Linked DNA regions of Mus musculus: region 1 is linked to region 2. Evidence: chromatin loops called from intact Hi-C (ENCODE). Cell type or tissue: left cerebral cortex. All regions are shown on one strand. Each heading gives the region's core, and the rest is flanking DNA. Links, peaks and the distances in the headings are about the cores only.

The links. Peaks named below come from ENCODE experiments on the same cell type or tissue, not always from the same donor. Only the 100,000 strongest peaks of a DNase experiment are listed, where the experiment ranks them.
Region 1: it touches region 2 in a loop (2.7-fold over the local background); 6 of 42 quality-filtered maps call a loop at or near these places.

What each region holds. Positions count from the first base shown.
Region 1 is chr1:58,689,457-58,705,298 of GRCm38, forward strand. It overlaps Flacc1 (flagellum associated containing coiled-coil domains 1), which reads right to left and starts at 6,533. Exons shown (of 15, transcript NM_175370.5): 1 at 6,446-6,533; 2 at 2,845-2,989; 3 at 2,249-2,326; 4 at 1,457-1,502. The coding sequence starts at 2,957. In left cerebral cortex, for the core only: a CTCF peak has its summit at 8,352 (motif pointing left); a DNase peak (open chromatin) is centred at 8,352.
Region 2 is chr1:58,467,869-58,483,710 of GRCm38, forward strand. It overlaps Orc2 (origin recognition complex, subunit 2), which reads right to left. Exons shown (of 18, transcript NM_008765.3): 8 at 15,775-15,835; 9 at 13,092-13,285; 10 at 12,383-12,481; 11 at 8,566-8,675; 12 at 6,941-7,073; 13 at 4,437-4,533; 14 at 3,072-3,218; 15 at 1,800-1,971. Among named protein-coding and RNA genes, the nearest start is that of Gm23966, 9.2 kb to the left of the region's middle. In left cerebral cortex, for the core only: CTCF peaks have their summits at 8,989 (motif pointing right) and 9,188; no DNase peak of the experiment used is centred there.

The sequences.
Region 1 (15,842 bases), core at 4,206-12,205, 220 kb after region 2:
GCTAAAAATCTTTTTTTAGCCAGAAGAGTTCATTTGAACACAGCCTCCACTTTCAGAGAATTAACTGCTATTGCTACCTCCCCAACACTGGATGCCAGAGTTTGAGCTTGATCATTGCTAATTTGCAACTGAATAGACTACCTGGACTTCACCAAAGAAGCCTTTATCCTGTTGCTTTTCAACTCTGGGCTTTGAATTTCAAGCAGGTCAGTCACCTCCCTACAGCCTGTCTTCAGCAAGCTTGCAGCCTCCCTCCAGCAAGCACAGGTGACAGAAATTCATCAATATGAAGGAACATATTGAGTATGTATTGTGGCTTTAGTCTGATTTGGGAATAAGGTGTGCTATGAGGGCCGGTTAGCCAATGACGGGCAACCAGATTTCTGAACTATATCAATCTTAAGACAGAGGTATATGCCAAGAGGCCGTAGTTTATTAATAATACACCATAGAGCCATGTTTGTGCAAAATAAACACAAGCAAGCTGCATATACTCTCCTTGACAGATAAGAATAATTCATAGAAAATCCAAGTTCCCAAGCTGGGCACGGCTGCCAGCTACCGTAATTCCCAGGCAGGACAATGGAGCATAAAAAAATTTTATGTCTCAGTCCAGCTAATTTTAATTATATATTAGGGAGGAATTGTAGCCTCCCCCAGCCTTGAGTAGGCTGGCTCAGACCTCGCTGCCAATGAGAATGAGACCACCTGAGGTGAAGCCTTCCCACCTAGATGGTTCTATTGTTCTGTCAAGTGTCTTCTCCAAGATACTGCTACCTGCTGAGAGGCTGAGAGATTCCTGAGAGATTCCAGAGACTGCAGGCAACCCAGTGATTGACACTTCTAGCCAAACCAGTGCTGTCAGACAGATTGCTTATAGGCTGTTGATAGGCATCAAGTGTGGATCTGTGGGAGATGGGCTTTCCCCCCATATAAACACAGATTTTTAGTTAACTTTGGGCTTTGATCAGTTTTTTGTCTTGGCCTCTTCCTTTTCTCCCCGTTTATTTGCTTTTAGCCCTGGCCTGCCTTTCAGGAGAAACAGGTTCTTGTGGCTGTGGGCGGTCACACCTGCTCTCACAATTGTGTCAGAACTGTGAAGACTCACGATTTGAGGCCAATGTCCTTGCCCTTTACAGCCATAGGTGCCCTGACAGCTGCCTCAAGGTCTCTGGCTTCCAGTACACAGAGGTCTTCCTATATTGGGGCATGAGTTGTACCGTAACACACTACCATCTGTTTTCCCCCAGGGACCTCCATAGCCAAGGAAAGTAGCTGGGGTTAGTTAAAGTTTGGCCACATAGCAGCCACCTCAAATGCATACCATTAATAATATAAGGATCTCTCCGAGGATCTCTGTTAAGATTTGGCAGAGTGAGGGTGTAAAAACCTCATGCTTGCACACAGTAGGTGCCAGATAAATGCTCACCCTGTCCCTTTTCCCATTTTTACTCACAGAAGGTGCTTTGCTGCTCTCTGTGTTTCCTGACTGGACCTTGTCCCTGCAAGAGAGAAACATGCTCAGAAAGCAGAAGAGCAGAAAACAGGTGGAGCCCAGGGAGCCGCACCCTGGTGTCGCCAGCTCTGCCCTTCTGGAGGAGCACCCTGGGGAGCTGGGGTCACTTTGGCCTAGGGCCCCATTGAGGGAGCAGTCCAAATGGATGTGGGTGCAGTCTGGAGCTCTCAGGGCAAATTAACTCCATGCCTTTGCAACATTCAGAGCCTTCCCATGACCCCGTGTTTGTCTGCACAGAGTTCACATCTTATTGCTGACTGACACTTTGTTTCTCATAAGTGCATTGGCCCCACACAGTTACATCTTAGGTCAGCCACCTGACCACCTCCAGTCTGTGCCATGCTCCATCTCCCTGCTCTCCAGGGCTGTGGGCTCCTCTCTGCAGCCAGGCACTGCTTCCTTACCTTCTCTGAGCTGAAATCACCATGGATTTGGTTGAGGGGACAAATCAATGGATTGTGGCAGTTTTCTGACATCCTTGATAGCAAATTAGTTCAAGTCAGCCATGAGGTCTTGTGTGTGTGTGTGTGTGTGTGTGTGTGTGTTTGTGTGTGTGTGTGTGTATGTGTTTGTCTCCTGGGCACCTAGGGTAATTTGTTGGCACAGGGCCTCAGTGAAGAAGTCCAAAATGAATGGGAGCAGGGGTGTACTCTTTTTTGCTCTCAGAGAAAACTGATCTCTTGTATAGTGTTATTATTTTATTCATTGCTTCATGGAGTTAAAAGTACTTACCTTGGGGAAACAGTAGATTTTCCTGGTTGGGACAGGAGTGAGTTGTGTTCTTTTGAAATTGGTGGAGGTAAAACTGGCCTGGAAACAATAAATAAATGAACACTGGAAATCAAAAAAGCTAACTCAATCTTCCCAGATAAGGGAGTGCCCATGCTGACTCCAAACTGGAAAGTGATCACTGGGATTGTGGAGAGTACAGGCCTTTAAGACCTCAGGTCCAAGGTGCAGGTTCTTATCTACTATCTCCTGGTCATCAGCACGAACCCCAAGGCCAGGTTCCTGGGGAGGGGCAGCTGGCACCAAAGCTCTCTGGGTGTTTTACACACACACACACACACACACACACACACACACACACACACACACACACATTGTACCACAAAATTGCAAAGTTGGGACTTTACTGAAATGCCATTGAGTCAAACAGGCTTGCAAGATCAGGGCAACAGGAGGCTGGAGGGGAAGGCAGGAATGCAGGGCACCCTGTTCTGTGGGGAATTGGTGGCAAGCTCTCTACTGGGAAGTCTTGTAAGGCAAAGAGGACCACAGAGGAAACTTTCACCTCCTGTTCCTAGTCCAACCTAGCTTATCCTTACTTAAACTTCCCCGTGGGGTGCTTTGGAAGTGGATAAGGGGTCTTGATTAGCTTTGGTTGTCCCAATTTGCAGCAGTCACAGCAGGTACAGTAGATGAAAGGATTGGGGTCCATGGTACAAGGCAGTCTTGCTAGGCCAGGGGCTCCTGTTGAGATGCAAAAACAACCACAGAGAGTTAAACCACTCAGAAACCAAGGCAAACAGAGACAGGGACAACAGAAGACAGGGCAGCACCAAGAACAAGGGCAGAGGCTGAGCTGACACAGGCTGTCACTGCCTTATGGTTGCTACTTGACAGGAAAGCAAATACATATCTTGAATAATTGAGTCATGACTGTAATCCAAGTGTACAATCTTTGCCTAACTATTGCTGGCTAGCCTTCAGGTGACACGCATGGATGTCACAGAGGCAACACGTTGCAAAGTTGGGAGCATTAGCTCAGTTCCTATGACCTCAGTCCTCCTCAAGTTCACATAGCTTGCTCTGCATGAAGAGATTCCTCACAGCGGGTTCTGCACAGAACTTTCCGGGAAATTTGTTGTCCTTCTCCAACTGGAGCACAAATGGCCCTGTTTCTTAATTTGGGTCATGTGTCTGAATTGCAGAAGGGAACTAAAAACAGCCCTCTTTATGATTGCTGCATGAGAGTTACTCTCGGGTGAGCCCAGACAGGGAGAGATCTGAATCCTGAAGACACTGATAGGTAGACTTGACAGTACATGGAGTCTATGGTACAATCAATAGTGTCCCTGTGTTTTCAGAACCAGACCCATCCCTGTTCCCACCCCCCCAGAGCCTGATGATGCATACATGCACATACATACATACATACATACATACATACATATATAAGCGTGTGAGCACACATGTGCACACGCACACGCACGCATGCACGCGCACACACACCTGTACATAGAGAAAGAGACTTTGTAGCTCAGGTACTAAAAACTGAAAATTAGGTCAGAATGCTAGAACTTTGTTTCCTGTTCCCCTCATGACACCTGTTATGAAAATTTTGGGGGTTCTTTGAAATCAGGTAGGCCTGACTTTACACATTAGACATGGGAACGTAGGAAGCCTGCTCTTTTGAGCTTATAAAATTAAACATTGTTTTATTTAAAATTTAAAGTTGGGCTGGAGAGATGGCTCAGTGGTTAAGAGCACTGACTGCTCTTCAGCAGGTCCTGAGTTCAAATCCCAGCAACCACATGGTGGCTCACAACCATCTGTAATGAGATCTGATGCCCTTTTCTGGTGCATCTGAAGACAGCTACAGTGTACTTAGATGTAATAATAATAAGTAAATCTTAGAAAAAAATAAAATTTAAAGTTAAATGAGCACCTTTAAAAGTCTAGCTTGAGCTGCTCCGGGCTGGGTTGCATTGCTCTGAACATTTACTAAGAACCATGTTCTCAGCCCTGTGCATGGAAAGGAATCCCATGAACTACATGGCTTTTACATATAGAAAAACTCTCTCTTTTTAAAAGAACATAGGTTTATTTGTATGTATGTGTATATTAACTTGAAATCAGCTTGTTACAGAGACAGTCATTACAGAAAAGATTAAGGAAGTGAAAAACATCAAAAATACAAAATCCAGAGATGACTAGTGAGAATACTTGAGTGTATGCCTTCCAGAATTTTCTGCATTCTAAAGAAACAGACTTACATAATTTCCTATAAACAGGAACAAACTATATTTACATCCTGGATATATTTTTTAAGATAATACCACGAGTTCCTATTATGTAAAAGATGTCATCATTTTTAAATGTAAGGTTTTTTTTTTACAATCAAGAAATATAAAAGAGGGCTGGTGAGATGGCTCAGTGGGTAAGAGCACCCGACTGCTCTTCCGAAGGTCTGGAGTTCAAATCCCAGCAACCACATGGTGGCTCACAACCATCCGTAATGAGATCTGACTCCCTCTTCTGGAGTGTCTGAAGACAGCTACAGTGTACTTACATATAATAAATAAATAAATAAATAAATAAATAAATAAAATAAAAATAAATAAAAAAAAAGAAATATAAAAGTATTCCAAATGTAGAGAAAGAGTAAAGTAAGCTCACCTATCCCCTAGATTCAACAATGTCAGTGTGACTAATCTTGCTTGTCTATACCCCTCCCCCACTGCATTTTACTCCTCCAGCATCGTATTATCTTAAAGCAAAATTTAAACAACCTTTCAAGTAAGTCTGGGATATGTTTCTGTATCATTGCAATTCTAAATTTTTTTTTTTTTTTTGTCTTTTTGAGACAGGGTTTCTCTGTACAGCCCTGGCTGTCCTGGAACTCACTTTGTAGACCAGGCTGGCCTTGAACTCAGAAATCTGCCTGTCTCTGCCTCCCAAGTGCTGGGATCAAAGGCATGCGCCACCACCGCCCGGCTGCAATTCTAAATTAAAAAAAAAAAAAAGCTTTATTCGTATTTGTGTGTGTGTGTTTGACTGTGTGCGTGTAGATCATAAGTGTTCAGGAGCCATGGAAGCCAGAAGCCAGCATTAGCCACTCGGGAGCTGGAGCTACAGGCTGTCGGGAGCCATTAGATGGGGTTTATGGCAACGAACCTGAGGTTCTCTTGAAGCTCAGCACGCACCCTAATCCCTGGGCCATTTCTCTTGCCTCACAACTCTACATTTATATCAGTTCACTTACTTATATTTTAACCAGTTTTGTATTGATAAATGTTTGTTTCCTTTTTTCCCATTCTAAACAAAAAAACGCCTTATTATTTATTACTTTTTCTTAAAAAGAAAAGTTCCCTTTGCATCTATGGGAACCATATTCAAAGCATTTAAAATCAGTAATGCAAAGCTATTGAGCCCTTAGAACAGACTTGGGCTCTTAGCAAATCCCGAGGTAGGTCTGAGGGTGTCAGGGTTGAAACTGAGGCAAGGAAGCTGGTAAGGACCACTTTTAGGGCCTTTTGATAATGATCGTTTACTGGTTGGTGAGTTTGCGTGTGCGTGTGTGTGTGTGCGCGCATACATGTGTGGATGTGTGTGCTGATATATGTGCGTGCGGGCACGTGTGCAGATGTATGTGCATTCGGGCGTGTGTGTGTGCGTGTGTGTGTGTGTGTGTGTGTGTGTGTGCGTGTGTGAGTGTGTGTGTGTGTGTATGTTTAGACATGTGAGGATATGTGTGTGGATGTATGTGCGTGTGGGCACGTGTGTGTGTTCCCTTCTTTTCTTCCCCTGTCTTATCTCCCTGGTGTTTCACTCACAGCCGGAAGTTGTCGCTGAGTGAGCAGAGCTTTAGAAAGGGTGGGTTTTCAACAAGCGGCTGGAAACTCTTCCCAAGATCTTACTTTAATTCTTTCAAAGATTCATTGGCCTTGTGGTCCCTTCCCAGGTTGTGAGTCTTAAAGAAACCATAATGTTTTAGGGAAACTCAGGGGTCATTTCTCACCCAATCAAGGTGTTTCAGAACTCATGGTTGCTGTGTTTATTCCCAAGTGGTTGAGATGCCAAGGCAGAAATCTCCAGACTGCCTTGAAGACTTGCAAACCCAGCCAGTGGTGTTTAGAAGGGTTCCGCGGCCATCCACCCCAGGAGCTTCCCTTAGAAGACAGTTCAGTTGTCCCCAGTTATTACCTGAAAGTCCCTTGAGGAGGAATTCACCCTCTAGCTAGTCCTTTGACTGAGCCTGACTTGTGCCCCAGGATGGTTTGTTTCTTTTATCACTATGGAAACCCAATGGCGGCACCTCATTGGCCCAAAGCTCTCTGTTCTTCCCAACAGAATGTTGGGGAAGCAGCCAGTTAAACTGTTAAATCTTCACACTCAAGTCAGATCCTCAACAGCAGGGAATACATATAAGAGTTCCAGTATCACATGTGAGGCCCTAGAAGCTTAATTTCCACAACAGTAGACTTACTGCGGGACCACTAGGCTTTATGGACACATGGCCACAGTTCCTGGATTTTTGTAGTTGATTTTAACTTCCTCCGTTTTTCAGAAACCTAGAACTAACTACAGTGGGCACTTCCTTCTTTGAAGCTCAGCCTTTGAGACCTGTGGCAATCCACAGAAACGATGAAATTTTTAGCTACCTGTGCGGTTTTAGTTTTCCCCTAGGCGAAGTTGATCTTGCTAAATAAAGCAAAACAAAAAAGACAAAACAACCAAACCAAAAAAGTGCTGGCTTATTCATTTAATTTTAATACAACTCACTAAAAGACACACATTTTATACTGAAGGTTCACAAACAATACTCTATTGTTTACTATTCTGTTTTTCTTTTATAAATCAAGACTGATTGTAATCCATTAGATTGGCTTCCTGGTCCTGTGATGGTTCACACTTCATAGTTTACAAAAGCTGGAAGTTCACAAGCCTCCTGTATCCTCTGAATGCCAGTGCAGCTAGGCACGGGGTGCGACCTCAGTCCTGTGCTCAGTGGAGCAGAAAGAAAGGCTAATGGACAGAGAAGAGCTGAAAAATGTTACCTTAAGAGACTCAATTGCAGGCAGATTTCTGAGTTCAAGGCCAGCCTGGTCTACAGAGTGAGTTCCAGGGCAGCCAGGGCTAAACAGAGAAACCCTGTCTCAAAAAACCAGAGAGAGAGAGAGAACAAGAACTTCAACCAGAGAAGTTATCTGACTAGATTTACATGTAAGATAGACCATGTCAACCAAAGCAAAGAAACAGGAGGAAGAGCCGTAGTATGAGACAGAGAAACCATGTAGAAATATCTTAGAGGCCTGATGAGCCTTAGATGTGGGCCAGCAGTGGCGATGACCAGAAGACAACACAGGCTGGGACGTGAGAGGGAGGGAAGGAGAGGCATTCAACTCCTGAGTCTCCAACTCCAGTGGCTGAACTGCTGTTAGTGCAGCTCACTGGTTGGACTATGTTGGGGATGAACAGATTTGAGAAGAGACTGTCCATTCTGTTTTGGACATTCGGAGGCCCCAAGGGGACACCTGACTGGTGATGTCTACTGGAGAATTTATCAGAAGTCCCATACGTTCAAAGACGACTCTAAAAACGGATTTAGTGATTGATTGAGGGAGTGGGTGAACATGTAGGCGACTGTGACGTGTAAGACAACCTGGAGGCAGTGTGGTCAGTAAGTGAGAGGACTCAGCCACAGGCCTGCTAACTGGCTTCTCTTATGCCATTAACACGAGGACAATAGATGGTGAAGGAAACTCCAGATGCTTGCTCACCTCAGGCATACATCAACCTGTTAGCGTCAGTTCAGTTGTTTCCCTGTGGTGGTCAGATAGAGGCAGGCTCTGTCACCCACTGAGCTACATGCCCAGCACTAATGCCATATTGAGATATCGGTACCTTCTACCCCAAACACCCACACCCCAATATACTCCAGCCTCAATACAGTTACACTTTTGTCAGCGCCAAAACAGCAGATGGGGCATGAAGTGAAGGCTTTCAAAGGGAAGTGGTATTCATGGTGTCTTTCCTCAAGGCATGGAGGGAACAAGGGCTAGCATTTTAGTAGGTTGGCCCTTGCTATCAGTCTTGGTTTGTGTGATGTTGCTGCCCTCCTGAGGTAGCAAATGCTATGAGCCTTGAGCAGCCAGGAGCTTTGCATTTAAAGTGTGACTGTATTTGCTGACTGTGTGAATGGACCCAAGAGGAAGAGTGTTCTCTTCAGAGGTGTGCAAAGATCTCCAGGGCACTCAGCTGCCACTGGCTGCTTTTTTTGTTTGTTTTTTTGTTTTGTTTTGTTTTTCGAGACAGGGTTTCTCTGTGTAACCCTGGCTGTCCTGGAACTCACTTTGTAGACCAGGCAGGCCTCGAACTCAGAAATCTGCCTGCCTCCCGAGTGCTGGGATTAAAGGTGTGTGCCACAACGCCCGGCTTTGCTTTTTGACTTTTGAGTTCTGACTTTAGGATGCTGTGCTAACCCTCTTGGACTCTCAGCTGCACCCGAAAGTTCCAACCAAGGAGCTGCAGAAATGTGAAAGCTCGTGCTCCTGTGATCACACCCAGAGGGACCACAGTTGGAGTTTCACTCCTCCATCTTCTCCACCTCACTCCCGACACAGCACAGGGAGGTTTTGGACAGACAGTCCCACATCGGTCTCCCAAATGTTGGGCTCACAGGCATCACCACAACTGGCACTTCCCTTCTTAAGAGGAAGGCTGACAGAGTTTGTATGCTTAGAGGGTTTGTGCTTTGTGTTGGCAGCAGGCAGGTCAGTGACAGAGACCACTAGGGCACGCAGGAGGGACTGGCAGTGCAGAGGAAGGGGAGCTGTGCAGATGCAAGTGTCCCACGACTTTTCTCTTTCTGCTCTTTCTTCTTTTAATGCTTTAATTTCTAATTGTACTTGCTAAAATTTATGGCCTATTATCAATAATGTCTGCACGTGATGTGACTATTTTGTTCCTTAATAATTTAGTGATTTCAGTGAAGTAAAAAAAATTAAGTTTTGTGAAATAATATTTGAGTTTATGTATTTTGCACTAACACCACATTCTTTGGCACACTTTGCGTGCTGAAAAAAAATTTTTTAGCTAATGCTGTTGACACCACTTGCCAGCCTGTTTAGAGAGTTTTTTAAATTTGAAACTGTTGTGGCATTCGGTCCTTCATATAAAACAATGAGAAAACAATACAATGCAAAGATGCTTGCAGATGTCAAACTTAATACAGTGAAGACAGAAGCCAAGTCGACGCCCAAAGCCTCCAATCTTTCTGGGTTTTTGGATGCATGGAATGTTGACTCATACTTAATTGTTAAAGAAAACACAAAGATAGTGAGACTGTTACCAACATCTTATGTCAAAAAGTAGAGTTTTAGCCCAGCATGGAGGTGCATGCCTTTATTTCCAGCCCTCACGAGGCAGGAGTAGGTGGATCTCTGAGAGTTCAAGGCCAATATAATCTACAAAGCAAGTTTCAAGCCAGTCAGGCCAGGAACCCTGTCTCAAAAAACATACACTCCTGCGCAGACACACACACAAAATATAGTTTCATACTTTGTTGTTTTTTAAACAAAATTTCAATTGTCCAATTTTGCCAATGAAGACTCAGAAGCCAGATGCTGGGGTGAGAGCCTGCAAGCTCAGAGAGGCAGAGAAAGCACCCAGCTGACCTTCTTTCTCAGCCCGTGTCCTGGCAGGAACCCTTACTTCTTAGGCCACAATTACTGTGCCGTGCTCCTTTGGATCCTGAAGCTGCCTTAGAGAAGTTTAGAGCCCTGCCTGTGAGCCTTTAGAAGTTTGGAGGAAACTCCCTGATGTCACATATTTGATTGACCCTGAAAGGTTGTCCTGTAACATGAAGAGCACATTTAAATAAAACAAGGTTCTAAATCAAGTATATTTTAAAAAGAAAGAAAAAAAAAGAATAAAAAATCTGCTTGACAAAGGAGAATGGACAGAACCAGCATTTAAAAGGCAAACAAAGAGAAATTGGAAAGAAAAATCCAGAAGATAGGGAGGGTCCCAGGAATCAACATCAGTCAATCAACCAGGCACGGTGACACATGGCTTTAATCCCTAATATATAATTAATTAATATGCTATTAATTATACACAATTATGAAACACATGCTCATAGTGTGTAATGATCAATTCAGAGTAGTTAGAAAATTCATCATCTTAAAATTTTACCATTACATTTAATTATTTATTCATTTTTGTGTAGAATTTAGGTCCAGTTTGATCTGTTACTATGTGTTATAATGCTAAATACTGGCCTCCATGGTCTCCTTGCCCCCAGGGGTGAATAGATCCTTGCATATACCAAGTGATGCTATGTAACCTTGACTCCAAGTTCTCCCTGACTGGTGAATAAAGATGCCTATAGACTGTAGCTGGGCAGAAGACATGGAAGGGGGACTTTGTTTGCCAGGCTTTGGGCCTAAGGCAGAGACCACACCCGAGAAGGGAGGGAGATAAGGAGAGCAGAGAAGGCACTGTGTGAAAACATGGCCACGAGGGCTGACTAGTTGGAGTTAAGAGAGTCCCAGACAGAACATGGCAAGTTATAACTCGGGGTTATTGACAGGGAAGTAGACAAAATAGCACAGAGGGTTGATATCTGCCCAGCTCTAGTGCTGTTAAGGCTTATTATAAACAAAAAGGTTTTTTGTCTTTTCTCTGGGAACTGAATGAACAAAGGTGTTAATTACTATTAGTCAATTAATCAATGAACTGATTGATAATAAAACAACACATCATTTATAATTTCATCAACTGATAATTAATACCCATGAATGATAATTAATAAAAATCAATTAATATTAACTACATTTTTGGTGTTTCAAGACAAGGTTAATCTGTGTAATATCTCTGGCTGCCCTGGACTCACTTTGTAGGCCAGGCTGGCCTCAACTTACAGAGATCTGCAACCTGAGTGCTGGGATCAAAGGTGTGAGCCACCACACCTGGATACCTTTAAAACTTTTAAGAATATAAAAAAAATTCTATCTTTTGGTGGCCTATCTGGGTTTCTGTCGCAGTGATAAGGAACGTGGCCAGAAGTAACTTGAGGGAAGATAGTCTTTACTTCCTCTTACAACTCCCAGGTCACAGTCCACCATGGGGAAGACAGGACAGGAAGTCAGGGAAGGAATGAGATAAACAGAACCCACAGGTAAAGAAACAGAGTGATGCTGTTTGTTGGTTTGCTCCCTATGGCTTGTTCAGCCTGCTTTCTGAGCACTTGGGCTACTTCCCCATGGGGAGCACCGCCCACAGTGAGCTGACCCTTCCACACCCATCGTTAATTAAGGAAATATCCCACAGATTTGCCTACAGGCCAGCCTGATGGAGACATTTTATCACTTGAAGTTCCTCCTTCCCAGATGTTCCTGGCTTGTGCCAAGTTGACAAAAACTATCTGGCACATTTGGCTATTCGAAATAGATAGTAAATTATTGGTAATTGTAGCCTTCCTACCATGCCATGGAATATCAAAGCTGATTCCTCTTATCTAACCATATTTTTGTTACCATACTGTCCTTTCTATCCCCTCATCTTCATCATGCATGCATATTATTTAGTTTCATTTTTAATAGTGCTGGGGTGCTCATACATCCTAGCAAGTGCTCCAACAGTAAGCTATAGTCCCAGCCTCCATTCACAAAGTTTAGAAGTTTATCCCCTACATCCTTTCCATTCATAACAAGACAATCCTAAAGTCATTAAGGAACAATGGGGACATGAGGCAGAGGGGCTGTGTGGTGGGGAGTTCCAGTGCCCAGGAGGCTGAGAAGATAGTCAAGCAGGAGACACAGCAGTGGCATTAGGAGACTGACTGTACACAGGCTTACTCAGTTTAATTGAAATTTCACTGGAAAGGGGAATTGGAGAAGTGCAAAAGAGAAATATTGTAAAGTCTGAGCTTCTGCATTTGAATGAGAATGGCTTGTTGGAACCTGTAGTTTTCAAGAAACACAGACATGTATAGAAGTAAGAGATAAGGAAGACTTACACATACCGAAACACACAGAGACATGCACACACACACACACACACACACACACACACACACACACACACGAGAGAGAGAGAGAGAAAGAGAGAGAGAGAGAGAGAGAGAGAGAGAGAGACACTGCTTGACACTGTCCTCTGAGGGGCCTTAGAGCAGTTAACTTACCTGCCTATAACAATGAGCACACTCAGCATCTGAATCTTGGCTTCTACATACTGAATGCTTCACTAAAGGACATCAAGACCCCTGAAGAAACACCTGGCTCCAGCACTGGAGCATGGGAACAGCAGGTTGCACATGGAACATTTAGAGCAGCTACCAAGGAAGTGCTCAGAGAACCAAAGGAGAATGAAGTCAGTTTGAAAGGTTTTCTCTGGGCCAAATAAGGGTAAGTTGAATATCAAAACAAGTATTGATTGATACAGATTTTCACCCATTAAAAAGTATGAACAGATAAATCAATATTAATGCATTTGAGTGAAGGCATATGCCAAATTGCCCCATTTTCAAGTTCAGACCCCAATGAAAGCCTCTTGAGGCTCCCAGGACATCAAGTGCTCCAAGAAAATAGCCTATGAAAGATTCCTTGGCTCAGGGAAGAAGCCTCCATTTCGTAATACTGTTGCCCAGAGATTTACAACTGAAGAACAAAGGGTTCCTATGTGCTTGGCACCTGTGAGCAATATTAAATGGAACCCATCAAACAGTCTAACAGAAAATGCAGCAGGCTCTGGTCTAATGAGCTTTATGGAGTTTAAGATGGCTTTTGGAACCTCAGGCACTCTCTCTTCACCTCACTGGCTTATTCTAGAGACAGGAGCTGTGGTTGGGATAAACTTCTATGGGTGGATACCTACCTCAGTGATGTTAAGTTAAAACCAGAGGATGCTTCTAGTGGACAACATCTTACTCCAAGTTTAAATGCCCTCCGAACCAACACATTGTTTCTTGGCTTTTACAGTTAGCTGGTGCATGCTAACAAACCCTTTCCCCTGCACGTTGCCTTTGATCATGATGTTTCATCATTAATGACCCTAAGAAACAGCTCCCTTACCTGTTTCCTAGATACCATGGACTTCCAGTAAGCATTCAGAGTGAGGTTTTGGCAGCATGAGAATCACTGAAAGCATTTTTGGATGCTATGGAATAAATGGATGAGATCTGAGATCTGCATTCGGTATTCCTCAGGTGAGAATTCTTTGTTCAGTTCTGAGCCCCATTTTTTAATGGGGTTATTTGATTTTCTGAAGTCCACCTTCTTGAGTTCTTTATATATGTTGGATATTAGTCCCCTATCTGATTTAGGATAGGTAAAGATCCTTTCCCAATCTGTTGGTGGTCTTTTTGTCTTATTGACGGTGTCTTTTGCCTTGCAGAAACTTTGGAGTTTCATTAGGTCCCATTTGTCGATTCTCGATCTTACAGTACAAGTTATAGGTCAACTTGAGACAAGCTATAGTCATCTGAAAGAAGGGAGCTTCAGCTGAGAAATCAGCTCCATATAATGGGGCTTTAGGCAAGCCTGTAGGGCATTTTCTTAATTAATAATTGTTAGAGGAGGCCTCACCCATTGAGGATGGTGCCATCCCTCAGGCAGAGGGTCCTGAATGCTATAGGAAAGCAGGCTGAGCAAGCCAGTGAGCAGCATCTCTTCATGGCCTCTGCTTCAGCTCCTGCCTCCAGGTTCTCACCCAGTTTGACTTCCTGTCTTGGCTTCCCTCAGTGGATGGTGATTCAGGATTTGTAAGCCAAACAAACCCTTTCCCCTGCACGTTGCCTTTGATCATGATGTTTCATCATTAATGACCCTAAGAAACAGCTCCCTTACCTGTTTCCTAGATACCATGGACTTCCAGTAAGCATTCAGAGTGAGGTTTTGGCAGCATGAGAATCACTGAAAGCATTTTTGGATGCTATGGAATAAATGGATGAGATCTGGGTATTCAAAGTGCAGCTTAAAGGGCAATAGTGAGAAACAATTGCATTAGGGGATGAGGTATCTATGAAAACAGAAGAAGACCCAGGCATGCTCCTGTGCCACTGAATGCTGCCTTGTTGGAGCTGACTGACCACATGGAAAAGGCCCTCAGAGTAAAGATAATGAACATTTGTGGCAGGCAGAGAAAAGTTGTCTACACAAGTTGAAAGACATTTTAGGAACTGATTTTTAAACTCGTGCCATCCCAGACAGATCTGACTTTATGCTGGCTTGTGGAATTTGTCATAGCTATCTAGTTAATGCTACCATTTCTGATCAGGCTTGTGATGATTGCTGGTGTGGACAACCTTCCTGTGGGAAGCCACATGTGCTGTTGCAGGATGGCGCTGGCTACCACGCATACATAGGCAGTAAAGGTTTTTTTTTTTTTTTTTGCCAAGATGAGGTTTTGAGAATTAACCAATCAGATGAGAGACAAGTTAACCAATCAGATGAGAGACATGTTAACCAATCAGATGTGAGAAATGCAAATGAGGTGGTAAGCATAACCCATGCATAACCAATCCGGGTGTGAGACATGCCTCTCCTAGGCCTATATAAGCAGCACTAGTTCTGGGCTTGGTGTCTCTTTGCCTCGGCAATCAAGCTCTCCCAATAAACGTGTGCAGAAGGATCCTGTTGCAGTGTGGTTCTTGCTGGCGAGTCAGGGGGCGCACAAGAAGTGGTGCCGAAACCCGGGTAAAGAAACATCTTCAGGCAAGAGCGAAGACCCCCTGCTACAGGGAGGATTCAGAACTACATCGAGGGGAAGGAGCGCTTAATAAAGTGTTCCCATAAACCAGACTGCTGAGAAGGATCCGGCATGGATTCAGAACTGTTCAGCTGGGGAATGGTGGTAATGAAGTGTTCTTGCAAACAGACTGCTGAGAAGGATCTGACTGCGTGGATTCAGAACTCTTCAGCTGAGGAACGGTGGTACCGGTAAGTCTCACAAATTGATCCCTGGGTTAAAGGGGGATATGTTTTTTTAAAAAAGGAAAAGAAAAGGGAGGAAAATGAAAGGAATCAGTGATAAAGAAAAGGAAATAGTGAAGGAAAGGAAAGGAAAAGGGAAAGGAAAGGAAAGGAAAGGAAAGGAAGGGAAAGAAAGAAAAGAAAGGACAGAAAGGAAGGAGAGAAGGGAAAGAGAGAAGGAAAGAAGGGATTGAGACGATAAGGTTCCCGGCTTTGGGACAACTTAAGGTTCATGAGTTATGCTTTTTTCTCCCATTGACCCTTTGTGGGTAGGTCTGATAGTTTTGGTCTTGTTTGTTCTGATATATGGACTCTGTTACTGTTTGAAACTGTGTGTAGAGGCAGTCAAGACAGGTCAGAAAATTCTTACAGAGCAACAAGAAAGTACGTCGGAAGAGGAGAAGGGCTTAAAAAGAAAAAGGAAAAAGAAAGGAGACACAGTGTTATCAGGTGGACAGAAAGGACAAAACAAAAGAGCCGAGGCAGAGGAGGAAGGTGAATTAGCTTCTGCGCCCCCTCCCTATGCCTCCTCGGCAGCCACCTATAGGCGGACCTTCTGTCTGGAGGTTTGGAGAGAGGTTAGTTTCTCCTTGCTGGGATGTCCTATTTCCACTGACCAAGCAGGG
Region 2 (15,842 bases), core at 4,113-12,112:
AGCATCTCTCTCCCTCCCTCCCTCCTCCTTCCTCCCCCCCCCCCTTCTTTCCCTCTCCCCGTCTCCTCTCTGCTCTCGCACATTTCCTATAATAAAATCTGAGGCAGGTCTGCAGACACCTGTGTGGTGTCAAGCTGCTTGAGCAGTCGCAGACTCCTGTCCTATGCTGGGTGTGGCAGCCTAGGCCTTTAGTCTTAGAACTCAGCAAGCATAAGCAAGCAAATCTCTGGGTTGTTCCAGGAAGCCATGTCAATACCATGGGTTCCAGGGCAGCGAAGACTACACAGTTTGAGACTTTGTCTCAAAAGTATCCAACCACATCACCAGCAAAAACCCTCTCTTGCTGAGTAGCACAGCTAGTACCCAACTCACACCCATAAAAGACAATACAACAAAAGCTTTCTTGATATTCACAACATAGACATTAGACATTTTGTTCAGAAACATAAAAGCTGCCTGCATGCATGTAAGCATGTATGTTATCTGTGTGACTGCTGGATTCCCTGGAATACAGGTTACTGATGGCTGGGAGCCACCATATGGGTGCTGGGAATTGAAGACCAACAGCAGTTTTACTTAAAACTCTGAGCCATGGGAGGCGGTGGTGGCGCACACCTTTAATCCCAGCACTCAGGAGGCAGAGGCAGGCATATCCCTGAGTTCGAGGTCAGCCTGGTCTACAAAGTGAGTTCCAGGACAGCCAGGGCTATACAGAGAAACCCTGTCTCGAAAAAACAAAAACAAAACAAAAAAAAAAAACAAAACAAAAAACAAAAACCTCTGAGCCATCTCCCCAGCCCGTAACAATCTGATAAGAAAAAATTATTCTAGGTTTACTGGTCAATATTCATAGAATATTTCGCCTACTGTATAATCCAGTATTGTTAACTATTTTTATTATCCCTCTTAACCCTTTACAGCATGCAGGTAGTTTTGTTTCTGTCCCAGTTACTGTTCTTTTTTTTTTTGGTTTTTCGAGTCAGGGTTTCTCTGTGTAGCCCTGGCTGTCCTGGAACTCACTTTGTAGACCAGACTGTCCTCGAACTCAGAAATCCGCCTGCCTCTGCCTCCCGAGTGCTGGGATTAAAGGCGTGCGCCACCACACCCAGCTCCCCAGTTACTGTCCATTATCAATCTGATACAGCCTAGAGTTATCTGAAAGGGACTCCTAATTGAGGGAATTCTCAGATCACACTGTTCTGTAGGAATGTCTGTTGGGAAAACTGCCTTTATTATTAATTGATGGAGGAGGGCCAAGCCTGCTGTGGGTGCCATCAACCTTAGGCAGGTGGAGCTGGGCTATAAAATACCTCAACATGAGCCTGAGCAAGCCAGCCAGCAGCATCCTCCATGAGTTCTGCCTGGGGTTTCTATTTGAGTTCTTTCCCTGATTTCCCTCATGATGAACTGTGGCTCAGAAGTGTAAGCCAGATAAATCCCTTTCTCCCCCAAGTGGCTTTTGGTTGTGGTATTTACCACAACAGCAGAATCAAACTAAAGCAGTGCCACTGATAAATTCAGTACTATATTCTCAAGTGTACAAAACAGGTTTTGTCTTTTGAAGAGCTAGGATTGAATTGAGGGCCTTGTACATTCGAAGCCAGTACTATACCACTGGTCTCCACTCCTGTCCCTAAATACACACATTACTTATTTTCTCAGTGGTTCTGGGAGTCAGATTCAGGGTATTTAGCATGCTAGTCAAGCACCTGAGCACTAGCCACATCTGCAGTGCTGCGTGCGTGCGTAGGTATAGGTGTGTTTATATACACTATTTTCCTTATGGGTTTTATTCTTACCTTGCATTGGGGGTAAGGCTTCGTAAGACATGAATCAGAGAACTAAGTGGCAGAGATCCAGACTGCTTAACCAGAAGGGAGTTCTCATAGGAGGTTTCTTCAGTATAAGGACTGTATGTAGTAGTTTCATACCAAAGCCAGTTATAAAGACTCTGCTTTGCATGATCCCACACTATAGAACATGATCAAAGCAAAGAATTACAAATTATTGTCATACAGTCACGTTACATGAGATGTCACTGCAGCACAGAATGAAGAAGCATCAAGGGAAAGTGCCCAAAAGCTGGGAATGCAGCTCAGGGGTAAAGCACGTTTCAAGCAGACAAGGGTCTGGGTTTACACCTTGTATGCATTAAAAGAAAAAAAATCATCAATTATTTTATTCTGTCACTTCCTTATATAAACCTATAACTCGCAATCTGTTTCCTCTGTCAACCAATATCTTAACCTTTTTATTTGGTTTTGAGACAAGGTCTCATTCTGTAGCCCAGGCTAGCTTCATACCCACAGTCCTCTTGTCTCAGCCTCACAAGTGCCAGGGTCATGAGCTACCTTCCTGGATAACTTCCGAAGCTTTAATTGTACCTTAAATACAGCACCATCAGCGATTCTTTTAAAAATCTAATAAGGCAGCTAGGTATAGCGGCACACATCTTTAATCCCAGCAGGTGGATCTCTGTGAGTTCAAGGCTGCCCTGGTTTACATACTTTATATATATAAAGTAAAACTTAACAAGGAGGCTGGAGAGATGGCTCAATAGTTAAGAATGCTAATTCTTTTTTTTTTCTTTCTTTTTTCTTTTTGGTTTTTCGAGACAGGGTTTCTCTGTATAGCCCTGGCTGTCCTGGAACTCACTTTGTACACCAGGCTGGCCTAGAACTCAGAAATCCGCCTGCCTCTGCCTCCTGAGTGCTGGGATTAAAGGCATGCGCACCACCACGCTCGGCTCAAGAACACATGTGACAGCTCACAATCACCTATAATTTTAGTTCCAGGGGATCTGATGCCCATGGGCCTCTGGTATACATAAACTTACACAAGCAAAATACGTATAAATAAAATAAACAAATGAATCTTTAAAACTTAATGAACCAGAATAACAGGCCAACACTTCCTCGTGTGATTCAGATGTAAATGGTGTACACTCTTATTTCCAATAATTACTTTTGAAATCAAATTGAGACCACCTTTTAACAAGTTGAAAGTTTACTGAAAAATAGTAAGAAAATTCTGTAAGACTCAAGGAAGAGTGACAGTAACAAGAAACTTACTGAGAGGAGCATTGAGATGGTCAATAGATGCTATGAGATACACGTTATGTAATGATGACAACTGTCCAAGAATTTGCTGGCTATTGTCTCCTCTTAACATTTGGCTATCCAAATTGTGGATAAGAAGGAAGAGTTCTAAAGAAGAATCTAAAAGAAAAAGAAATTCAATTATTATTTTCAGTGAGGACTGTAACATTTTTAGCATATATAATGTTTAGGTATTAAAGGATATGTCAAAGTAAGATGCTAAATAAGCACGTTATAAATGAGCAACGAGGGCTGGAGAGATGGCTCAGCGGTTAAGAACACTGACTGCGGGCTGGTGAGATGGCTCAGTGGGTAAGAGCACCCGACTGTTCTTCCGAAGGTCCAGAGTTCAAATCCCAGCAACCACATGGTGGCCCACAGCCATCTGTAACAAGATCTGATGCCCTCTTCTGGAGTGTCTGAAGACAGCTACAGTGTACTTACATATAATAAATAAATAAATCTTAAAAAAAAAAAAAAAAAAAAAAAAAAAAAAAAAGAACATTGACTGCACTTCCAGAGGTCCTTAGTTCAATTCCCAGCAACCACACGGTGGCTCTCAACCATCTGTAATGGGATCTGATCTGGTGTGCCTGAAGAGAGCTACAGTGTACTCACATACATAAAAAACTCTTAAAAAAATAACTGAACAATATCTGGAGCTGGGGAGATGGCTCAGGAGATAAACTGCTTGCTGTTCAAATATGAAGACCTGAGTTCAACACTTAGCACCATTAAATGACAAAAGGAAAACATAAAAGCCTGGGTGTAGCAGCCTAGATTTGTCATCCCGGGGACTGAGAAGCCAAGGATGAGACTGGAGGATCATTGGTGCTTGATGGTCAGCCAGCTAAATTCTTAGCTCAGTGCTACAGTGAGAGACCACACAAACCCGGGAGGTGGGGAGGAAGATAGATTAAGGAAGGCACTCCATGTCAACCTCTGGCCTCTGTATACACAAGTACAGTCAAGTGTGATCACTGCTGCCCCCACCCACACACTTATAAACAAGCATATACACACAATATTAAACATCATAAAAATACAAATCTGTTACAGGCAATTCACACCACTGAGAAAACAAAAAGTAAAACTATTCAGAAGTAAAAAGGCCACACAGAGTTAAGACAATTAGGTGTAACTCCTTTCAGCTAGAGGAAATTCATAGACCACATAAGTGTAATAGGGAAGACAAATTATTTTAAAGAAATCTAAATTGGCACTGACCAGAGTATCAATATTAAAATAATCTTCATTTTTTCTGTCTAAAATAATTAAATATAGCAATGCAGTATATAACTTCACACTAAATGCTACAGATGAAGTACTTTGTGTTACCTTCTTTAAATCTGTTTATTATCCAGTCCCGCTGATCCAGAACACTTTGGAAAGTACCCACATGACTGAGGACATCTTCAGTTATAGAGTTCAGGATCTGCATCACAGAAGTGCAAAAGTACCTTACCAACTGCAACTTACTCTGTCACACAGGATAATACAACTGGCAAATTAATATTTTTTCATAAATTAAAAATGACTTTGATATTCTCATGAAGTTCAAAAAGCACTTAAACTCCACTGGGTGGGCTGGAGAGACAGCTCAACTGTTAAGAGCACTGGTTGCTCTTCCAGAGTTCAATTCCCAGCAACTACATGGTGGATCACAGCCATCTGTAAAGGGATCCAATACCCTCTTCTGGCATGCAGGTATACGTGCAGATTGAACACATATTACATAAAATAAATAAATCTTAAAAAAAAAAGAAGACAATTAAAAAAAATTCCACTGGGTATTTAAGTATATCTAAATCATTTTGGTTGGAGTTTTTTTTTTTTTAATACTTAAGGCTAAAATAACCAAAGAAAAAAACAGTATGTGTGTAGGGGTGGTAGTGGTGGTTGGGAGACCAACTATGTGTCAAAAGAAACAGCAAGACTAGGGATACTAAAAGAGGGAATTTACATTGGATAATATCCAATATCACATAAGAATGTGGTACGAACAATGTAAGAGAGCAGGAAAATCATAAGACCACCAAATTGGGAAGGTAGGGGTGCATGCTTTTAATCCCAGCACCCAGAGGTAGATCTCTGAGTTAGAGGCCAGCCTATTCTACAAAGTGAATAGGACAGCCAGGGCAAACAGAGAAACCCTGTCTTGAAAAACAAAACAAAAATTATTGAACCATAAATGTAAGCCAGGTGTGGTGGTGTACACCAGCATACTGGAGGCATAGGCAGGCAGATCTCTGTAAACTGGCAGCTAGCTTGGTCTACACAGAGAGTTCTAGAATAGCCTGGTCTACACAGAGAAAACCTGTCCCAATAACCAAAGGAAAAAAGCTGTGTGTGTGTGTGTGTGTGTGTGTGTGTGTGTGTGTGGTGGGGGACGAACTATGAATGTGTCAAAACAAAACAAAACAAAACCAAAAACAATATAACACTAGGAACACTAAAAAGGTGAAACTACATTGGATACTATCCAATATCCAAAACCTTGATATAATTCTCAGATGGTAATCATTTGAAGTAAAAATGGTATATGATAAACTATAAAACTATATACTATTCTTATACCTTTATTATTTATGTACCAAAATGATACACAGGTACAATAAAATGGCAGATTATGCAAGCATGTTCTTAGCTGCTCTACTAGTAACTTGGGGTAGTTCATGAAGGCAGCATTTCCCTAAGGTTTCAGACAAGTCGACCTCTTAGTTGTATGCCAATCTAACACAGCAAGAAAGTCATCTAAGAGATGGGAACCTCAACTAAGAAAAGGCCTCCTTAAGACCCAGGTATAGACCAGCCTGTAAGGCATTGTCTTAATTACTGATTGATGGGGAGGGCCCAGAGCATTGTGGGTGTCCTAGGTTCTATAAGAAAGCAGACTGAGCAAGTCAGAAAGTGTAATCCAGGAATGCAGCACCTTGGCCTCTGACCAGCTCAGTCACTACCCTGACTTCCTTTAATGATGGACTATGATGTGGAAGTGTAAGCCAAATGTCTTCCCTCCCCATTTGCTTCCAACTTGTGTTTTTTGGTCATGGTGTTTCATCACAGCCATAGCAACCCTAACTAAGACAGTGATTATTTGTGCATGGGCTTGTTTGGGTGCACATTTGTATGCAGGTAAATGTGGAGGCCACAGGACAAACTTGGGTGCTGTTCTTCAGGTGCTGTGTGTGCTTTTTTTTATCAATTATTCCTAAAAAGTTGGTTTTTTTTTCATTTTAATATGAGTGTTTTGCCAGCATGTATGTATGTGCAACACGTGCGTGCAGTGCCCGAGGAGGCCAGAAGGAGTCAGATGCTTTGGACTGAACTGGAGTTACAGTTGTAAACTGCCATGAGGGGTCTAGAAACAGAACCTGGATCTGTGCAAGAGCAGCAAGCGTTCCTAACGGCTAAGCCACTCTCTAGCCTCGTCGTTTATTCTGAGACAGGGTCTCTCACTGGCAGGGAACTCATCAAGTAGGCTGGGCTGGATGGTCAGTGAGCCCTGAGCTCAGCCCCTCCCTCCCCCTATTTCTCTAGCACTGGGATTGCAAGCACAGACCACATCTAGTTCTTTAGAAAAGGAAAGAGTTCATGAGACTGAACTGAGATCTTTACAGAACAAGCCATTTCCCCTGCCCCACGTCAGTGACTTGGTAGGAAATTCAAACATGAAAACTTAAAGATCAATTGCTCTGAATACAAACACATGATCTAAGTGGTCTGAAGCCTAAAGCAAAATCCTTTATATACAGTGTTCAGAAGCAGAAATTGTACTATAACAGTTAAGGGGCCAGGACGTGGCAGAGGACATAATATTACTCCTTTAACAGTAAACTTACTGATTTCACACTGACGCCAGGAAAGTAGCCGTTGATGACAACATGAATGGAATCTTGAAGCATGGTGGTTCGAAACTTTTCTAGTAAATCTCTCTTGGACCCCAAGCCATAAAGCACAATGTTGAACCCAAGGCTGTAAGGAAGGACAATGTCTGTAAAATTACAGCATGAGACTCCTGACTGCCAGCTTTATCCCCAGTTTCTTTCCAGCTCACAAGGACTGCAGAAAAGAAAACCCCAAAGAACAAAGGGTAATGTACAAAGAGCAGCCCCACCGTGTACACCTCTAATCCCAGCACTGGGCGGCAGAGGCAGGGCTGCTGTAATCTCAGAGCCAGCATGGTTTACAAAGCAAGCTTCAGGCTAGACTCTGCCTCACAAATACATGAGTAAATCAAAAGTGCAGGGCGGGGGCCGGGCGTGGTGTTGCGCGCCGTTAATCCCAGCACTCGGGAGGCAGAGGCAGGCAGATTTTTGAGTTTGAGGCCAGCCTGGTCTACAAAATGAGATCCAGGACAGCCAGGGCTATACAGAGAAACCCTGTCTCGAAAAACCAAAAAAAAAAAAAAGTGCAGGGCGGACTGGGGCAGCTAGACAGCTAAGCTGCTGTGTTCACCCTTCACAGTCCCAGTGTTTGTCAGCTTTTTCTGCAGCCTGACGTAAGAGGAACCACGGCCGATCCTGCAATGTTTCACATGGGCTACAGGAGAGTTGAAATGAACAAAAGAATGAGCAACAGTGAACCGCACTACCATGTTAACTGTACTTTCCTACACTAACGCACACCTGAAAGTGCCAGCATTAGCTGGAAGGTTTGACCACAGGGAAGCAGCAGATGCTTCTGGAAAAGCTACAGTACAGGGAGGCAAGTAAGGAGGAGGAACAGAACTGCCTGAGTTCTCGCCTTCGCTCCCCCAATCATCATTTTATAACTACAGCCATACTATACTATGATGAAATCAACTCTTTGCTCCCCAGGTTGCTTTTGGTCCTAGTGTTTGATCACAGCATCAGAAAAACAAATACCACAACAGCGTGAGTGGGAGTTAGGGGAGGAACTTGGCATACACGCCTGCCATTAGGTGTTACCCTTGGACCCTATTCCTACAAATTGTCCTCTGACCCCTACATGCACTGCAGCGCGCACACACTCACATTCACACATACAATACAAATGGAAAAACTAAGCAACGATGAAAAGGGAAAGTGCTCCTAGAGCAGTGCTCTCGCCCACTGAGAGGGCCAACCTGTGATCAATACAGCAGCAGACTATGGTTTCTGTTTGGTTAAGGGGTTTTTTTTTGAGACAGGGTTTCTCCATGGAGACCAGGCTGGCCTCAAACTCCCAGAGATCCACCTTCCTCTGCCTCCTGAGTGCTGGGATTAAAGGCGTACGTCATAACCATCCTGGCATTGTTTTTGGGTTCTGAGACAGGGACTCTCTAGGTAGTCCTGGCTGTCCTGAACTCACTATGAAGACCAGGCTGGCCTAGAATTCAGAGATTACCTGCTTCTGTTTCCCTAGAGCTGGGATTAAAGGCACATGCCATCACACCTGGCAAATCATGTTTTAACACAGACATATACTTATTCTTCATTGTGTAGGGCTTACAATGATAACTTACTGTAACTGAAGCATCCATTTATGAAACAGTTTCTCATGCTGTTGATTCAATCGTTCAATTTCAGCAGAAAAGGAAGGCACAAATTTTCTCAGTAAGTTATGCAGAGTTTTCTTTGAAAAACAAGAGAGACAAAGTTCTTAGTGGAAATAAAGACTTAAATCAGGTATGATCAGAAGTGTACCAATTGAATGTTAAAAAAAATATGTCACACATGGCTTAAATACTTGTTTAATTAAAAGTTATTTTTAAGGATTTAGGGTTTTTTATGTGTATGAGTGTTCTGTGTATAACTGGTGCCTGTGGAGGTCAGAAGAGCACATCAGATCCCCTAAACCTGCAGTTATAAAAGGTTGTAAGCGCCGTGTCTACAACTCCTCTTAAAGTTCTCCTTTTTTTAAAAAAAGATTTATTTATTTATTATATGTAAGTACACTGTGGCTATCTTCAGATGCTCCAGAAGAGGGCATCAGATCCCATTACAGGTGGTTGTGAGCCACCATGTGGTTGCTGACATTTGAACTCAGGACCTTCGAAAGAGCAGTCAGTGCTCTTAACCTCTGAGCCATCTCTCCAGCCCCCAAAGTTCTCCTTATTTCAAGTATATAAAAACAATACAAAGCCAGGCGTGGTGACGCACGCCTTTAATCCCAGCACTTGGGTGGCAGAGGCAGGCAGATTTCTGAGTTCGAGGCCAGCCTGGTCTACAGAGTGAGTTCCAGGGCAGCCAGGGCTATGTAGAGAAACCCTGTCTCGAAACCAAAAAAACAAACAAACAAACAAAAAAAAATACAAAACTTTAACAATACAAAACTTTGCTAAGTTTGCCTAGAACCATTTAAATGATTACAACACACTCCAAATATAAAATTTTAATCTAAAAATATAGGTACTGGCTGGTGGTGGTGGTGCACGCCTTTAATCTCAGCACTTGGGAGGCAGAGGCAGGCAGATTTCTGAGTTCTAGGCCAGCTTGGTCTACAGAGTGAGTTCCAGGATAGCCAGGGCTACACAGAGAAACCCTGTCTTGAAAAACCAACAAAAAAAAAAATTAAAAAATATATAAATAAAAAATAAAAATAAGATATATATAAATATATATATGTATTTTACATATACATACATACTATAAAATGACCAAATATGCTTCTCAGTGTTCACACCAAATTCAGACAGACAAATACAAATCAAAGAAAAAAACAAAACAGTGATACCTCTCCAAGCCTATGAGTTTGGGGCTGTAGCTCACTGCCAGAGTGCTTTCTAACAAGTATGAGCCCTGAACTGAACTCTGCATAATAGTAACAACATTAAAACAACAATCAGAGAAAACCAAACCTGTAGCTTTGAAAGACTGTAAAAAGTAAGGTAATGATAAAATATTAATTTTCAGAAAACATTAAAGTTTCTTTATAATTTGCCATCAATAATAAACTTGTATTTGTTCCTTTTCAAAAGCTATTTTTAACAAATGCCGTGTCTCTGGTGTTGTGTTGTGGTGCTGTGGTATGGATATACCAAGCCCCCATGTGAAGGCTCGGTCCCTGAAACTGAATGAGAATTCTACCACTACAACTGGAAGTTAATTAAGTCCTCCCCCTCTTAGGTTGCTGTCCTGGGAATTAGTCACAGCAATACAAACTGCACAGTATGGTACAATCTGTAAAGATGACAGTAATATAAAATACTGATGACAGTGAGCCCAAAACTTTGGAATTTCAAGCTGGTAAATCAAACACATTTTGAAAATCCTATGAGAAGGCCTTTGCATCTTTACTCTAGTTCTGCCTCACTGTTTTACTTGTATGCACCAGTGCATATGAGCCACAGTACACCACACGTGTGAAGACCACAGGACAGCTCGAGAAGTCAGTTCTGTCCTTCTGCCACGTAGGTTCTGATGTCAGAACCAGGCTTTGTGCTAAGGGTCTTTACCCGCTGAGCCACCTCACTGACTCAAACACACTTCTACTACTGAAAGTTACAATCAAAATCCCAAATATCAGGTCCTATAGTTTTATTTACACACTTAAAAGAGAAATGAACCTCATCTTAAGCGCTCATGTCTTCTGGTGTTTAGAGCAGATAGGGCACAGAAAGCACCGCTATCATCCTAGGCAGTGAGATATTTACTTGAGTATGAACTTGGCAGTGCTATTTTCATCTACACACTTATACCTGAAATGTCAATTTTCAGGGGACTATACTACTGCTGTCCATTCCCAGTCTTGATGTGCTGCCTGCTCCTTCTAACTGAGTGGAGTATAACTTCCTGACTCCTGACTCACTTTCAGCCATGACAGCTGGCTCGTCACAACAAGGCACAAGTAAGATTGCCAGCATTGGGGCTGGTGAGATGGCTCAGCGGTTAAGAGCACTGACTGCTCTTCTGGAGGTCCTGAGTTCAAATCCCAGCAACCACATGGTGGCTCACAACCACCCATAATGAGGTCTGAAGACAGCTACAGTGTACTTATGTATAATAAATAAATAAAATCTTAAAAAAAAAAAAGATTGCCAGCATTTACCCAAGGCTGTAGAGGTTATCTGCTTTCCTCCTTAAGTCTCTACCATCATAAGAACACTCCTCAGTCACCTGACTGGTTCAACAAGTCAGACAGACATGGCATATAGCCTCGATCTGCTAACCTCCTGCTAACCCACAGGCAGGAGAAGCAAATGCTCGTGCTATGTCTGTAACCTCTTCCTTCCCTTCCCTATCATCAGCAGGTTCTCAATCTCCTGGAGCCTACTCACTCGAAGGTCATTCTGACCTTAGAGCCACTTAGGTTTCTCTTATGTTACTTATAAAAGACAGACAGCAGACATTAGTGCCTTTGCTTCCTTGGAAACCCCCCCCTCTCTCTCTCTGTCTCTCTCTCCCCTTCCATTTATTGATTGCTTGATTGACTGACTGATTGATTGTGTTCATTGTCGGGCATATTCCTCAATCACTCTCAACTTTTTTTACTCTAATGGATTTTTATGTGTGCGTATGAGTACATGCACGTCTATGCACCAAATGTGCTCATGGCCCAAAGAGGCCAGAACAGGACATCAGATCCCGTGAATCAGGAACGCAGGGGGTTGTGAGGCAGCTGATATGGGCACTGGAAACTGAGGCAGGCCCTTGTACATGCTCTTACTGCTGAGCAGTTGTACCTCAACGTGGAAGTCAGCCAATAACACTGTTCTTGCCCTAAAATTATAAACCCCATTGTCCTTTTAGACTTTTGCTTTTTCTTTATTTATAGAGGGAGGTGCATGCACGTAAGCTGCCTATGGAGGCTAGGAAAGCCCTACTGAAAGACGTCATCACTCAGCGGTTGTGACCTATGTTGGAGGAGGATGTCAGTCAAAATTCCAACAAAGGCAGATATAGTGGACATTTTGTAAAATGAGCTCAGCAAGGTCACCCTTGCTACCTTACTCCACTCTACAACTTTTTCCAAAAGAGCAAGGAAGACAACTTTCACACCTTCTGCAAAGCTGGTGACAGTGAGCAGTCTGCTACAGGTTTTCTTATGTAAAGGACAATGATTACAGTGAGGAACAGAGCAGTAGTACCTGGTTATCAGAAAGCTATGACCTCCATAGTTAATCTAAATCCTGAATCTAAATCTAAAAAGATACACAAGAAAACAGGTAAAATTAATTATGTCAAATAGAATTCTAATCATCTAATTCATGCAATAAACATTTAATGAGCACAGCGCATTAACGTGTGCTTTACTGCATCAGGGCGATTGCTCAGGCTCACTTCTCTCTGATGCATTCTCAAGTCACAGCAGACAACGCTGGTAACACCCTCACAGCCTACCTGATCCACTCTGGCTCTCCTCAGCCTCTGCAGCGTTCGATCAGATGTTAAGACTTTTGAACTACTATGGGCTTCAAAATATTCTTCTACCAAGTCACTCTGAAATAGACAAAGAAAAGTTAGGGCTAAGTAATTTCAGATATTTGTGCTATATAAAATCTATATATTAATATTAGTTAACATTGGGCTCAAGAAATTCTCCTTCCTCAGCTTCCCAGACAGCTGGGAACAACAGTGTATCAACATGTCTGACTACAAAACGTTACTGACAGGATTTTTAAAGAAATAGTACACCAAAGATAATTTAATTCTATCAATAAATGTTATTAACTCTCATAAAACATAAAAGAATAGACTAATCAGCAGGTGTTGTGGCACACAGCTTTAATCTCAGCACTTGGGAGGCAGAGGCAGGAGGATCTCTGTGAGTTTAAGGCCAGCCTGGTCTACAGAGTGACTGCCAGGGCAGCCAAGGCTACATAATATAGAGACACTATGTATATTACAGCACTGACCGTGACTATGTACCCAGGAGTAAAAAGAAAGTTCAAGAACAGAAACAAGTATGTGTGGGAATTCATGTGTAAAGAGCACAGGAAAGTAAGGAGAATGACTGCTGGCCCCGCCGCAGACTTGCCCGTGTGAGGCAGCCTACGAAGGGGACTGCATACAACTATCCTTTAAGGCCCAAGACTCCATCTGCACTCACCGCTTTGTCTCTTTTCTTTTTCTTAGGCAGTGTCTCTTTGGAAACAGGAGCTGGAAGAAGTCTATTCTGACCTTGACTCTTCTGAGAGAGCCTGGCCACATTAGTGTCTTCTTCTTCGTCTTTTGTAGCCTCTTCATCATCCTCTGAGCTGGAAGCAGAATACTCACTCTCACTGTCATAATGAGACCTTGACGCTGTAGGAGGGTAAAAGCAGTTGGAAAATTTGATAGGCTGACAGAAAAGCTATTGGGAGGAAATCAAGAATGTGGGCTTTGAAGTAAGAGATTTTAATTACAATTTTGTCATTGCTTCCTTATAATTTCACAACTAATTGTATACATTCTCTAAGCTTTAGCATGCCTTACTAACCTACTGGAAAATTATATTGGAATGGACTATTTGTATGTATGAGTGCTCCTGGAATATATGCACTGGAATGGCATATATTTATGTAGGTGCCCTTCTATGCATGTACAGATGCAGGTTCTAGGTTGACTTAGGTGTCTCGATCATTCCCATACTATATATTGAGGCAGGGTTTCTTGCCTCGAATGTGCCCAGCTTGCTCAGGGGACCCTATTTAGCCACCATGCATACTGGTATAACAGAGGTTAAATATCCACTCATTTTTTAATGGGGTCTGGGGATTAAAATTCTTATTTGAATGCATATAAAGTAAGTGCTTTATCTGGTGAGCAATCTCTCTGTCCCCTGAAATGTATCTAAAACAACTGCTAAGAATATCAGTAGTAAAATACCAGTTATACTTAATATTCTCTGTCCTTTTCTTTGCTAATAGAGCTCCTCTTTTAGACAGTGTGGTAATGTGTCCCACTATATAATAAAAAAATTGTGATAATCACCTTTCCTTCTGCAAAATTCTTGCTTTCATTCACACACTTGAAACTACTTTGTCCACCAAGATTTGTGAATTACTGAAAGCTTCTGGCTTTTCTTCCCGCGGGAAAGGAAATTACCTGCTTATGCAACAGATACTATTCTGATTATGAAGAATCAATTTTTAAAAAAAGATTTCTTTATTTTGTGTATCAGTACACTGTCTCTGTCTTCAGACACACCAAAAGAGAGCATCAAGGGCTGGAGAGATGGCTTAGCGGTTAAGAGCACTGACTGCTCTTCCAGAGGTCCTGAGTTCAAATCCTAGCAACCACATGGTGGCTCAAACCATCCAGAATGAGATCTGACACCCTCTTCTGGTACATCTGAAGACAGCTACAGTGTACTTATTTATTATTTGTTAATTAATAATAATTAATAAATCTTTGGGCCAGAGGAGTGGGGTTATCCAGAGAGAGCAGAAGTCCTAAGTCTAATTCCCAGCAACCACATGATGGCTCACAACCATCTGTACAGCCACAGTGTACTCATATACATAAAATACACAGTGTACTTATATACATAAAATACAATATACATACTCATATACATAAAATACACAGTATACTCATATACATAAAATACAATAAATCTAGAAATCTAGAAAGAAAGGAAAGGGAAGGGAAAAGGGAAGGGGAAGGGAAGGGGGAAGGGGAGGGGGAGGGAGGAGGGGAAGGGGAAGGGGAAGGGAAGGGGGAAGGGAAGGGGGAAGGGAAGGGAGGCATCAGATCCCATTACAGATGGTTGTGAGCCACCATGTGGTTGCTGGGAATTGAACTCAGAACCTGGGGAAGAGCAGCCGGGAAGAGCAACCAGTGCTCCTAACCACTGAGTCATCTCTCCAGCCCAAGAAGAACCAATCTTAAAGATTAAAAATGCTAGTGGCAACGTAAAACTTGAAAGAAGCAAGGCCCAGAATGATACTGCTGAGTGGTTGTGCCAATCCTGACACCCATGACTGTAGACACTGCATGCTGTGAATCATCTGTCTGCGTCAATGCAGAAAGGCCTGAAGCACACATGGCTGCATCCCACAGCCAATTCAGAAAGTATGCCCTCTACAAGACACCATTGTTCCCACCACTCTCCCAGAAACAGGAGCTTATTTTATACGTTCCAAATAAAGACAGCACTGGCTTTATATTCAACAAAATAAATACAGGGTTATGTTTAACTCCCAAAGTGTTGGTGTCATAACTTTAGCCAAGTCAGTACGTTTTTACTGTAGGGATAGGAGGATTCCCCATTGTGCAGAGTTGGCACGTTAACACATATGCATATTAAGAGGAAAAACCCCTGACATGATGCGGCTTTGTAGGTATGGATGCAGCCCTACAGTCTAGAAACATGAGCATCCTTTCTCTCATGAAAAGCGTCAGGAAGGACAGAGGGAACTGCTATAATCAATAGTCACACTCACACTGTCTAGACTTAAGCACAAGTGACACTTCCCTGAGCATGGCTGATGTCCCTTACCTCAAGCAGTTCTAAGGTGGTACCAACATTACACTCGTACATGAATGAAGGTGAAGACAGAAGAGCCAGGGAGCGAGCATCCCAGGACAGAGAAGTCACACAGTGGATATACAGAACCTGCATGCTTTACCGCCATCGACTCTGACCTAGGTGCCTGTAATCTCAGCATTTGGGAAGCAGAGGTAGGATGAGGAGGAGCTTAAAGCCAGCCAAGTATGTACAGAATTTGAAGATAGCTTGGGCTACATGAGATATTGTCTCAAAAAAGGCAAAGCAAACAAACAACAAAACTTCACATAAAAATACATACCTATTATTCTTTTCCTTAGATTATGAGGTTGTGTTGACAGAAATTCAGTTTTGTTATTGTTCTGTTTA